Regions from separate parts of the Mus musculus genome. Here region 2 is linked to region 1. A link is a loop called in an ENCODE intact Hi-C map of the cell type or tissue named here. Cell type or tissue: gastrocnemius. All regions are shown on one strand. Each heading gives the region's core, and the rest is flanking DNA. Links, peaks and the distances in the headings are about the cores only.

Region 1 (5,000 bases), core at 1-5,000:
AGCAGACTGGTGTTGGGGACATTGGCGACACGGATAAGTCCCTGCTGGATGATCCTCTGTCCCTGAATCTGCATGCTGGGCACTGAGGCACGGGGGGCCAGGAGGAGGGGTGGTGGCCCCGTAGAGGAATGCTGTCTGATGTTGTGAATCTGCTGGGAGGAGATAGGGGACAAGAAATGCCACTAAGACAAACCAACCCTGGCAGACCACAGAAGGGGTGGGCACTTGGCCCTGCCCCAGCATACATACAGCTCACATACCTGACTCACCTGGGCCCCCCTGACAAGCGGTGGCATGACTACTTGAGAGCTGGCCTGTGGTCCCAGTTTGGCAGACACCTGCTGCCCACCTCGGACCAGTGGTGGTGGGATGATGCTGCCGGGTATTCGAGTGGAGGAGGTCTGTCAAAGACACCGATGCCCAGGTTTATGTGAGTATTCCTTTCCTCTTAGAATTCCTTCAGCCTTTACCTCTCCAGTGCTGAGATGAGAGGCTTAAGGCAACATCTTAATATATGTGGTAATAGGGATGGAACTGCCAGCTTTCTTTAATTTGTTTTTTCTTTTTTCTTTTTCTTTTTTGAGACAGGGTTTCTCTGTGTAACAGCTTCAGCTGTTCTAGAACGCAGTAGAACAAACTGACAAGAGATCCATCCACCTGCCTTTGCCTCCTGTGTGCTAGGATTAAAGGTGTGAGCATCTGGCTTCACCTTAGGGCTCTGTAACATGAGGCACACATTCAACCAATGAAGCCACAGACCTAGGTTGGTTTTTGTTTTAACTAATTACAAACCCAAGATAAACTGAAATGCCTATTTTTTGTATACATTACTCTAGCAGGAGCCATGGGAACTCAGAGGAAGGTAATACGAGAGTGTGACAGAGGCCCCAGAGTCTGTGGGCAGAGGCCTGAGCGGAGCGACCCACTCTAGCCAATCTTTCAGTCTTACTGCTCAATCACCACTGACCAGTCTGCGACATTCATAGTAGCCTAGTTTGGTGGTGTAATTTGGGGCGCATGTGACACTCTGGTCCTTTAGTCTGTGGGAGCCCCATGCTTCTTTACTTGGGAGGAGCAGGCAGTGTTTGGAGCCTGACTATAAACGGAGGTGGTGCAGGGCAACAAGCAGAAGGGCGCACGAACCTGAAGTGAGGTCTTGCCAGCAGGAATGTTCTGGGTACCCCGCACGAGTGGGGGAGGGGTGGTCACAGTGCTCCCTGAGGAAGCTGTAGGCTATAAGATAGCAAGAGACATCAAAAGGAGTTGGTGTGTAAAGTTACACGCACGCACGCACGCACCCCCCCACCCCGAATTACTTTCTGCTTGCTCCCTAACGCCATACACTGCCTGCCATCCCGCCCGTGGGTCGAGCCTCTGCCCTGGGCCAGCCTCTCTGGGGTCTGGGGCAGTAGAGCACAGGCACCTTCTGTGCGGTGGCTTCCTTCTGTATCTGACTCTGCCGCAGCTTCTTCAACAAGACCAGTTTTGCTTCCTCTAGCCTCAGCTCCTCCTTCAGCTGCTTGATCATCCGCTCTCGTTCTTCTGGGCTGCTTTTCTAGGAGAGCAAAAGCACAAAATTGGGGAAAGCCTCAGCAGAAGCTCTGCAAGGTGGGGTGGTGGGGCTTCCAGGCTCTGCCAAGGCTCACCAAGAGCGCCTCAGTGCTGGTGTCTTTCAAGGCTACTGTGGTCAGGCCATTCACCCTTGGGCTCGATGGCTGCTCACTGTCAGAGAGCACAATCACATCAGGCGAGGGAGGTCTCTTCTCAGACTTCATGTCACTGTCAAATGGAGATAAGCAGGTGCTTAGCAGGGCAGAGTACCAGGCAGGCCAGACTACCCCAGATGCCCAATCACCCCTAGGTGCCTCCTCTTGCCACCGTGGGCACCATGGGTATCATCACTGGTCATTAGGGCCATACACACCAGATGGTGTGCTCCATCTCTGAGTACTCAGGTGTAGCATGGATGCTTCAGAAAGTGCTACTCGACCCCAGAGCTCTGTCACAAGTAAACAGAGCTTCAGATCTTGGTCTGCTATCTCAGCTCCTGAGTGCTGGGTAGGATGGACGTGAGCACTCCAAAGCCAAGGTCTCACATTGGGAACTACCCAATGGGAAGCCCACCCCTCTCTTAACCCAGTCCCATACAGCCCCCCAGAAGACCAAAAAGCACAATGATGTACTGTTAGCTTTTGCTCTCTACCTCACAAGGGGACCTGGGGCCATCTGCTGCATTGTCCTACCTAGGACACACATAAGTGGCTGCAGTGGCTACAAGTTTTCAAACTCAAAAGAACCACTCTCACTGACTTCATGCTCAGGTCTACAGAGTGTGATGGCTCTGCCCTCAACCCTGCACACTCAAGTCTCAGAAGAAGTTACATCATGGAACACTCACCACTGTGACCAACCTTCTAACACACATCCTGTGGTGTAGGAAGTTCACTTTTCCCTGTGAGCAAACAGCCAGTCTCCCTAGGAGCTCAGTTGTAGCAGGGGTGGTACACACTGTCAGATGCACAGGTCCACAACACTGACCACTCTTCCCACACTGGCTAAAGACCAGTGGCTATAATATAGCCTACATCAGTTAACCCACACAGGAGCACCCCAAAATTAGACCTCCCTCTTTGTGAAGGGTATCAGAGGGCATACACATCTGTTGCTTCTAAATCCTTAAAGCCAGTGTGCTCTGTTGCTGTAACACAGGAAGGAGGTGGGAGGAGCACTAAGTCCTAGAAAAAGTACTGCCCACAGTGGACAATCTAAACTGCCCCTTGGTGTGTATCCCAGCACCCAAGCAAGTACCAACTTGCTTGTGGAAAGCAGCTCAGAATATGTCCACTAGATGGCACTGTGACACAGGATAAAGTTAGGTGGAAGTCACAGTGCAGATCTGTCTCTGTGGTTTGGGTTTGAGCAGGGTGAGGTGAGTCACTAGGTGAAGACTCTTTGGGTCCCCACCACTGGTTCCTGCCAGCTGTATTCTCAAGAAGAGTGGCATGGTGGGCAGAGGCTGACCAGCCAGCATCTGGCTGGCTTCCTGATTCCCACATGACAGCTATACGTGCACACTGGCCACAGCCTGAAGGCTTAAGCCTGGAGGTTCTTGAGAGTCAGGCTTCGGCAGCCCAGAAACCAGTCATTTAAAAGAGACCCTGGAAGGGCTGGAGAAATGGCTCTGTGATTAAGACAACATAGGTTTAAATCTCAGAACCCACAAGACAGCTCACTACTGTAACTTAAATTCCAGGGATTTGGACAGCCTCACTCAGACACACAAGCAGGCAAAATAACAATGCACACAAAACAAACAAATTATTTAAAAAAATTGAGAGAGCTAGTGAGATGGCTCCACAGTTAAAAGCACTGGCTACTCTTCCAGAGGACCAGGGCTCAATTCTCAGCACCCACACAGCAGCTCATAAGTTTCTGAATTTTCAGTTCCAGGGTATCTGACACCCTCACAGAGACGTACATACAGGCAAAGCACTGTTGTACAAAAATAAATAATATACAAATACATGAATCTTTAAAAACAAACAAACAAACAAACAACAAAACAGCTTAAAAAAAGAGACCCTGGGCATCTGTCTCCCTCGGGTCTCTTCAAACACTCCAAGTCAATCTCTCCTCCAACATTCCCACCGGCCCTCACCCGAGGTCAGGTTTCAAGGTGATCAGACAGCTTCAATTCCAGGTCCACTGACTGTGCATGCCACCAACTGTATATTGTGTAGCAGAGGAGCAGCCCAGTGCCGTGGCTGTGGTACTGGCCCAGGGGGGTGCCCAAGTGAATTAACAGCTGGGCTTAAGAGGCACCTATGACAGAGTTACAGTCTAGGACTGGCTTTCTAGGCAGACCAAAGGACACCCAACTGTGGAGTTTATCTCTTTCCTATCTTTCTGAGGTGAGTCGTCTAATAAAATTTGAGATGTCTGTGAGGAATGAGGGCACTGCTGGGGCAGAGACCATCCTGGACTTAGGCTTCCTTGGAAGACAGCCCTGACCACTGTTGCTCTCTGACCCCATCCTGGGCCCCAACTAATCAATTTCAGAGATGATGTCACTGCTATCAGTATCACTCAGCATCCCAGCAGCAGCCAGCCTGCCCGGAGTGAACTTCCTCTATGCTAATCAGGCCACCAAAAAGTCATGTGACAAAGGCATTTCCCTCTCTGGTCATGTGACCCTTTAACTGTGCCTTCCAACGTGAAAACCATGGCAACGGGCAGTTCTAACCGGTTTGTGACACACGGCCTTCATTTTGAGAAGAGAGGTAAGGGTTCAGGTGCTGTCAGAAAATGGAGGCTCCACTTTCCCCTTTCTGTGCAGCCTCCAGGCATCCAGTCGCCTGTGGTCATCTCCTACAAAAAACAGAGGAAACCACAAGCCCCTCTCCCTTCCAAACTGAAAGGCTTTCCGAAGCTCAGCTTTTAACAGAAATACCTTCAAGATTCTCTGCACTTTTCTAGATAGCTTTTAACTTAGGAACCAGAATACATGGATCAATCACAGGCACAATTTCAGAGGGAGCCTTTCATGAAACCCATAGGCATAAGAGTAAAATGAAGAGTGACATGGAGAGCTCTGGAGCACGGCCAGGCCGGCAGGGACAACTGCTTTTTCTGGATGCTGTGTGAACCTGTCCTACCTGTCTATGTTGAAAACACACAGTGATGAAGTAGCTTCACATCACCAGTAAAAATCTCCAGAAGCCAGCCAGTCTGGCCATTAGCACCAAAAGCTGTCTCCTACCAGGAATGTGTGCTGTGTCCTGGAGAAGGGGCTGAGCACTGGGATAGCCCACATCAGAGGAGGTGCTTGGATCCTATCCATGTCTCTTCAATCTGATCGGAGGAGGAAGAACACCTACATCAACTGAGGACCAAGTCCTCCTCAGGGCCAGCTTGGCTGTCATGGCCTATACACCTACTCTTCTGCACCCAAACCTTGCACCACAACACAGACTAGCTTGACTCACAAGTCTGTCCACCAA
Region 2 (7,905 bases), core at 1,177-6,176, 320 kb after region 1:
GTGTAAACTTTATAGATTACAACCTAACATTGCAATATCAAAAGATTGAACATGCCATAATACTCTAGTGCCATACATCACGTCTGTTTTCTGATGGGTCTTCGGGGACTCTTCTGAAAGAGGTCCTGACCCACAGGTTCAAAAACACTGCTATATATAGTCCTACCTGTCATGGAGCTTGCTATGTAGACCAGGTTAACCTTGAACTCAATGAAATCCTCCTGCTTCTCAAGTGCTGGGATTAAAAGCCTGACTAATTTACTAGTTTTTGTTGTTCTGGGGTGGGGAAGGGGGGGGGACACAAGGTTACTCACTGAAGCTGAAGCTCCCTGTTTATTTCAGCTAGACTGGCTGGCCAGTGACCCTCACTCTAGTGCTGTAGCTGCAGCTTGTTCAGACATGGCTGGCCCTTTTGTGGGTGGTAGGAATTTTAACTCGCTTGCACAGCAAGCATTCTTAACCACTGTGCTATCTCCCCACACATCACATCTTAATTTCCTCAGGAAGACTAGTGAAGGCTTGTGTTCTGATACATAGTATCAGCATGAGGCAGCATGATCCCTGTGAGTTTGAGGTCAGCTTGACTCTGCCTCAGAAAGAAAGAAAAAGAAAAACTGATTGGCAGAGAAACAGCAGGCCTTACAGAGTGCCGCTTAGTTTTGGAACAAGGCTGTATGTTATCAGTTATCCTTTCTTTGGCTTCTGCTTGATCCTGGACATTTTTCTTTTCTGTAAATCTGGCATAGGAAATGCATGATACAGCCATGATTCCTGCCTCTTTTTTGTTTGTTTGTTTTGTTTGATTGATTAGTTGTTTTTGTCTTCTGAGACAGGATTTCTCTGTGTAGCCCTGGCTGTCCCAGAACTCACTCTGTAGTCCAGGCTGGTTTCAAACTCAGAGATTCTCCTGCCTCTGTTTCTCAAGTGCTGGGATTAAAGGCGTGTGCCACCACTGCCTGGCTCTGTTCTTGCCTCTTAACTCTGCCACCTTGACTGCACCAAGACCACAGTCATGCCCAAAAATGATTTCAGTTTGTTTCTTGCTGGTGGGGCTCTATGTCTGCCCCCACCCCTCCCCTTCACACATGATGAGAGTGTCTTAGAATAGCATTTCCCACTGTATTCCTGCCCATTGGATCACCCTGCTTGGTACCCACCTTCCACCAGTGTATGCATATACATGGGGGTGGAGGGTGTTCTTTTCTGAGCTCAGAGTGAACTCAGGACCAGATATGTACTAGACAAGGGCTCTGCCACTGAGCCACCTCTTTCCCTTGGTAACGGCAGTGCCTACTGTGTACACTTCTGTGCTTGCTAAAGAAGGGAACTTGTATTTGCCCATGAGTGTGGGTTTTTGTGTTTTCTTCAATTACTCTAATACATAGTACCTGTTCATTTTCTTGTCTTTTTATTGGGAGGGGGAAGGGGGTATCTTAGTCAGGGTTTCTATTCCTGCACAAATATCATGACCAAGAAGAAAGTTAGAGAGGAAAGGGTTTATTCAGATTACACTTTCCATATTGCTGACCAAAGGAAGTCAGGACTGGAACTCATGCAGGTCAGGAAGCAAGAGCTGATGCAGAGGCCATGGAGGGATGTTCTTTACTGGCTTGCTTCCCCTGACTTGCTCAGCTTGCTTTCTTGTAAAACCCAAGACAACCAGCCCAGAGATGGTCCCACCCACAATGGTCCTTCTCCTCATTTGATCACTAACTGAGAAAATGCCTTACAGCTGGATCTCATGGCAGCATTTCCTACTTGGCACCTGAAGCTCCTTTCTCTGTGATAGCTTGTGTCAAGTTGACCAAACCAGCCAGTACATTTGACCCCTTGTCAAGTTGACACACAAACTCATCGCTATTAAGCCTCAACCCTCACTTTCTTATTCATCTCCAAGATCTAAATAACTTTAAAAGTCCCACAGTCTTTGCAAATTCTTAAAATTTCAATCCCTTTAAAATATCCAATGTCTTTTAAAATTCAAAGTCTTTTTACAATGAAAAGTCTCTTAACTGTGGGCTCCACTAAAATACTTTCTTCCTTCAACAGGGAAAAATATCAGGGCATAGTCACAATCAAAAGGAAAATCAGACTCCAACTGTTCAATGTCTGGGATCCACTCACGATCTTCTGGATTCCTCCAAGGGCTTGGGTCACTTCTCCAGCTCTGCCCTTTGTAGCACACACCTTGTCTTCTAGGCTCCAGCTGCCTGTACTCCACTGTTGCTGCTGTTCTTGGTGGTCATTTCATGGTACTGGCATCTCCAAAACTCTGCTGTCTGTTGCTGCAACTAGGCTTCACCAATAACCTCTCATAGGCTCTCTTTATGGTGTGAAGCCTCAACTCTATTGCATGACCCCTTCAGTCCTGGGCCATCAATTGCAACTGAGGCTGCACCTTCACCAATGGCCTTCCATGTTTTCTCACAGTGCCAAGCCCCAGCTGTTCTTCATGACCCCTTCATGCCTTCAAAACCACTACCACCTGGGTAACTCTTACACATTACTAAGTCCAGCCACAAGTACAAGCTAAAGCTGGAGCTAAGAAATTAGTGATGATTAAGAAGAGGCCAGCATCAATGAGGTGATATCTCCTGGGAAGTATTTTCTGAGAGCACAGAGGCTAGGTTCCAGAGACAGCCAAGGTTGTACCTTGTGCTGTGGCTGGACTTAGTAATGTGTAAGAGTAACCCACCTTGACTTTTGAGATACTAGGTGCTTACTGATGTGGCTAGATGGGCTAGCCAGTGGACCCTGAGATTTCCTGTCCCTGCCTTCCCACCACTGGGGTTATAGACTTAATGCTGATACATATTTAATATGGGTCCTAAGATGAGATACAGGTCTTCTTGCTTGTTCAGGCTAGCCTTGAAGCTCAGTCCTATCTCCCCTCAGCTCCTGAATGATGGCCTTCCAGGTGTTTGTAACCAGTACCTTTTTGTCAGATTTTTTTTTTCTTTTTTTACTTTATTGTAGGTTTTGTTTTAAAATCCAACTGCGAGAAAGATGCCTGGGCCCTGCTGTCACCATGGATAGCTTTTGGGGGCAGCTTCTTGCAGCGTTTCTTTTTGTGTCCAGATGGAACTACAATGACGTCTGTGTAACCACCCCCCCCATCCCTGAATGACACTTGACTCTCCGACATAGCCTTACTTAGTGTGACTTCTACTTGCCTCTGGCTCTATTTCAACCCCAGAGAGATGAGGGTTAATGCCAGGCAGGCCTTTCTACCACTTTGGGGTCAGGGGTCAGGCCTTTGCCTGCTCAGCTGTCCTGGGTGTGGGTTAGGGTTAGGCTGCTGCTGCCTCCCAGTGGCAGTGTGGGATAGGAAGTCCTCCAGGAGGCAATAAGAGCAGCAGCCTTATAAAACTTCTGAGACAGAAGTGGCGCACGCCTTTAACCTCATCACTTGGGAGGCAGAGGCAGGCAGATTTCTGAGTTCGAGGCCAGCCTGGTCTACAGAGTGAGTTCCAGGACAGCCAGGGCTACACAGAGAAACCCTGTCTCGAAAAAAACAAAAAAAAAAAAAAGAAATGAAAACTCTGAAGTGGGCCAGGCACAGTGGAAGATCCAGGCTTCATAGACCCTTCTCTAAAGTGTGGGTGGAGTGACGTTGGGGTGGGGGCTGGTGATGAGTTTGGGAGCCTGTGTCTGATGCTAATGTGTGCCTCAAGAGTCACCCATTGTCCTGTCTTGGCTAATGGCCACAGCGGGTAGCAGGTAAGCTCAAGCCTGGTGCTTACAGACATGTCTTCATAAGTGTGATCACTCCTAATTGCCCATAGGACATGGGTGTGGTTCTCAACCTCCTGTGTACACAGATGCTGCTGGGAAACTCAGAGTTGAGAACAGGGCTCCCATCTTCCTGTTTACCCAGGCATCGCTGGAAACCGTGACAAGTTGGGAATAAGGCCCTGAAGGCCTGTGATAAGCCCCTGCTGTGTGTGTAGGGGGGGGAGATTCATGGTAGATGAGGATGCCTGGGAAGGGATGTTCATTGGCTACACTTGGAGGCCCCTGGATACCTCATTAACATGGAGAACTCTAGACGGCACTACACTATGTGACCATTTGTCATGCTCCACTTATTGTGGTTCCAGGACAGGAATCTGATCAGGAGCTAGTTTGAACTCCTGCCATTCTCAGTTATGAGCTTTATCAGGGTTCTGAACTTTGCTACTACCTTACAAGTCCTTCTGTCTGGTGGCCCCATCCACTGCCCCACACATGGATTTCTAGCCCCTATATAGTGCAAGCTTAGAAGATGCTTCCCCTTAATATGCAATGGCATGGCGGTATCTGCACAGCACAGAGGTGCTCCTCTTCCATGTGTTTTGAATCCTCTCAAATATAACCAGGAACTGTGGGTGGCAGTGCTTTCTGCTGTTGTATAGGGAGAATGCTGGGAAAGGCCACACTGATGCAGGTACAAGTTTCCCATGTATTTTTACTCTGGCTTGGTTGAATATATGACTGCAGGTCTCAGTGGGTCAGTGCAGATTGGCTAGTGGAGAGCTGGAGGTGGCACCATAGACATTTTCTTATTGGTGTGGGGGGGCGGGGTGTGTGCACACGTTGTCTGTGTACACCTGGGTGCTCTGTGTGTGCAGGTATCTTCCCCAGTCATTTTCCACTTTATTTATTGAAACTGTGGCTCTTCCTGAACCTGGAGTCACCAATTTTGGCCACTGTGGCTGGCCAGCTTGCCTCAGGGATTCCTTGTCTCTACTTCCTGAGAATGGGAGATTACAGGCACCCACGCCTGTTTGGTTTTTCAGTGGGTTCTGATCTCACGTCCTCACACTTGCATGGTAAGCACTAAGCCATCCTGATGCCTCTCTACCCATTTTAAGCAATATTAGAGTAGATTGTTTGCACCTCACACCTGTCTAGAGTCCATGCTCTAAAGTGCCTTCTGTTTGTCTGGCCATCTATTTCAGATCTCCTAAGGACAGGCTCAAGAGCCAGAGCAGATGTCTATGAGGACATTCATGGTGATAGCAGGTACTCCGCCAGTGGATCTGGAGTGTATTCACTAGACATGGGAAGAGAGGGTCTGAGAGGTGACATGTTTGTGGGACCCTCCTTCAGATCTAGCAACCAGTCGGTTGGTGAAGACAGCTATCTTCGCAAAGAATGTGGCCGGGATCTGGAACCAGCCCATACTGACTCCCGGGACCAGAGTTTTGGCCACCGGAATCTGGGACATTTTCCTTCTCAGGACTGGAAACTTGCGCTCCGTGGCTCTTGGGAACAAGACTTGGGCCACTCAGTTTCTCAAGAATCCTCCTGGTCACAGGAATATGGTTTTGGGCCCTCATTGTTAGGAGACTTGGCCTCCTCCAGGCGGATGGAGAAGGAAAGTCGGGATTATGACCTGGACCATCCTGGGGAGGTGGACTCTGTGTCTAGAAGCAGTGGGCAAGTCCTGACCAGAGGCCGATCTCTAAACATAGCTGACCAGGAAGGCACTCTACTAGGAAAGGGGGACACCCAGGGTCTGCTTGGAGCAAAGGGTGTTGGGAAGCTTATCACACTGAAAAGCATGACCACGAAGAAAATACCTGTTGCCAGTCGTATTACTTCCAAACCTCAGGGCACTAACCAAATCCAGAAACCCACTCCAAGTCCTGATGTGACCATTGGGACAAGTCCAGTGCTAGATGAAATCCAGTTCGCTGCTCTGAAGATTCCTTTGGGGCTGGACCTTAGGACCCTTGGCTTGCCCAGAAGGAAGATGGGTTTTGATGCCATAGACAAGGCAGATGTGTTCTCAAGGTTTGGCATAGAGATCATCAAGTGGGCAGGATTCCACACTATCAAGGATGACCTGAAGTTCTCCCAACTCTTCCAGACTCTTTTTGAACTGGAAACTGAGACCTGTGCCAAGATGCTGGCCTCCTTCAAATGCTCCTTGAAGCCGGAGCATAGAGATTTCTGCTTTTTTACCATCAAGTTTCTAAAGCACTCTGCTCTGAAAACGCCCCGAGTTGATAATGAGTTTTTAAACATGCTTTTAGACAAAGGTGCTGTGAAGACCAAAAACTGCTTTTTTGAGATCATCAAGCCCTTCGACAAGTCCATCATGCGGCTCCAGGACCGACTGCTGAAGGGCGTCACACCCTTACTCATGGCCTGTAATGCCTATGAACTGAGTGTCAAGATGAAGACCCTCACTAGCCCATTGGACCTGGCTATGGCCCTGGAGACCACCAACTCTCTTTGCAGGAAGTCCCTGGCCCTCTTAGGCCAGACCTTCTCCTTGGCTTCTTCCTTCCGGCAGGAGAAGATCCTAGAGGCTGTGGGCCTCCAAGACATCGCTCCATCCCCGGCCTACTTCCCAAATTTTGAAGATTCCACTTTGTTCGGAAGGGAGTACATAGACCACCTGAAGGCCTGGCTCATGGCCAGTGGCTATCCCCTCCAGCTCAAGAGAGCTGTGCCCCCAGAGTCCCGAGAACAGAAAACCACAGCTCAGACCTGGGCTTCGAGCACTCTGAGCCAAGGTAAGGGTTTTATTTTTTTTTAAACAATGTCATCATTACCCCAATGCTACAGTACTTTTATTCAGTGTGCGTGTGCGTGCGTGCGTGCATGCGTGCGAAGGAATCAGTTCTTTCCTTCTGCCAGAGGGTTCCAGGGACTAAAATCCAGTCATCAGGCTTGACTTTAAGTGCTTTGACCCACTGAGTCATCTTGCTGTCCTGAGGTTTTGAAAGAAGTGTGCAGGGTGCAGGCAAATGCATGTGTCTGAAGGCTACAAGACAGCCTCAAGTGTTGTTCTTCAGGAAGGCTGTCCACTACCTTTAAGACATGGTCTCTCGGCTGGTGTGATGGCTCAGTGGGTAAGAGCACCCGACTGCTCTTCCAAAGGTCCAGTGTTCAAGTCCCAGCAACCACATGGTGGCTCACAACCATCTGTAACGAGATCTGACGCCTACTTCTGGTGTGTCTGAAGACAGCTTCAGTGTACTTACATATAATAATAAATAAATCTTTAAAAAAAAAAAAAAAAAAAAAAGAAAAGGTTTCTCTGTGTAGCCCTGGCTGTTCTGGAACTCACTCTGTAGACCAGGCTGGCCTGAAATTCAGAGACCTACCTGCCTTTTTAAAAAAAAAAAAAAAAAAGACATGGTCTCTCACTGAACCTGAAGCTCACTAATTAGGCTAGACAGCAGGGCCCAGTGGGCCTCCTCTCTCTACCTTCCTGGTTCTCCAATATGCATGCATCGCCTCACCTTGCATTTTTTATGACAGACCTAAGATCAAATACAGGTCCTCACTGACCCTACCCTCTCTTTTGAGATTATATATATGTATAAAACATTTGCTTTTTTACATATACTTGCCTGAGTATGTACACTACATATGTGTAGGAACTGATGAAGATCAGAAGAACCTCCAGCTCCAGGTCCTGTGGAGCTGGAATTACAGGCATTTGTGTGCTGCATAACATAAGTGATGAGACTAGAACTTGATCCTTTGCAGAATAGTAGCATGTGCTGTTACCTGCCATCCCCTCTCTGAGATTTTTATACACCTTTTTAAAATGTTGAGACTAGAAAACTCAAGGACCCAATTATTTTTCCCTTTGTTTTGAGGCAGTCTTATGTAAACCAGGCTGACCTCAAACTTCTGATCTTTCTGCCTCTACTTTTGAGTTTTGAGATGACAGAATGTACTATGTCCCCTGCCCCTGCTTTCTGAGGTCCCAGGGATAGAGCCCAGGGCTTTGTACATGCTATACAAGTGCTGTATCCACTAAGCCCAGATCCCCAGCTTCAAGATTACTTTGAAAAGAGACCCATGTGGGAAGGAGGTACAAAACTGGCTGGCCTTCACTAGGAACAATGTATGCATGACCCCCTTCAGCATGGGATGGAGGTTAGGATGCTGAGTTCCTAA

Evidence for each region. Peaks named below come from ENCODE experiments on the same cell type or tissue, not always from the same donor. Only the 100,000 strongest peaks of a DNase experiment are listed, where the experiment ranks them.
Region 2: a loop joins it to region 1, with 2.3 times the contacts of the local background. A loop is called at or near these places in 4 of 42 quality-filtered maps.

What each region holds. Positions count from the first base shown.
Region 1 is chr8:69,916,300-69,921,299 of GRCm38, forward strand. Gatad2a (GATA zinc finger domain containing 2A) reads right to left here. Exons shown (of 13, transcript NM_001113346.1): 4 at 1,647-1,779; 5 at 1,424-1,555; 6 at 1,144-1,233; 7 at 270-401; 8 at 1-149. Among named protein-coding and RNA genes, the nearest start is that of Tssk6, 17 kb to the left of the region's middle. In gastrocnemius, for the core only: a CTCF peak has its summit at 2,837 (motif pointing right); DNase peaks (open chromatin) are centred at 2,858 and 4,201; H3K4me3 peaks cover 363 bases; H3K27ac peaks cover 2,341 bases.
Region 2 is chr8:70,237,551-70,245,455 of GRCm38, forward strand. Sugp2 (SURP and G patch domain containing 2) reads left to right here. Exons shown (of 11, transcript NM_172755.4): 3 at 4,941-6,506. Among named protein-coding and RNA genes, the nearest start is that of Armc6, 7.1 kb to the left of the region's middle. In gastrocnemius, for the core only: a CTCF peak has its summit at 3,295; no DNase peak of the experiment used is centred there.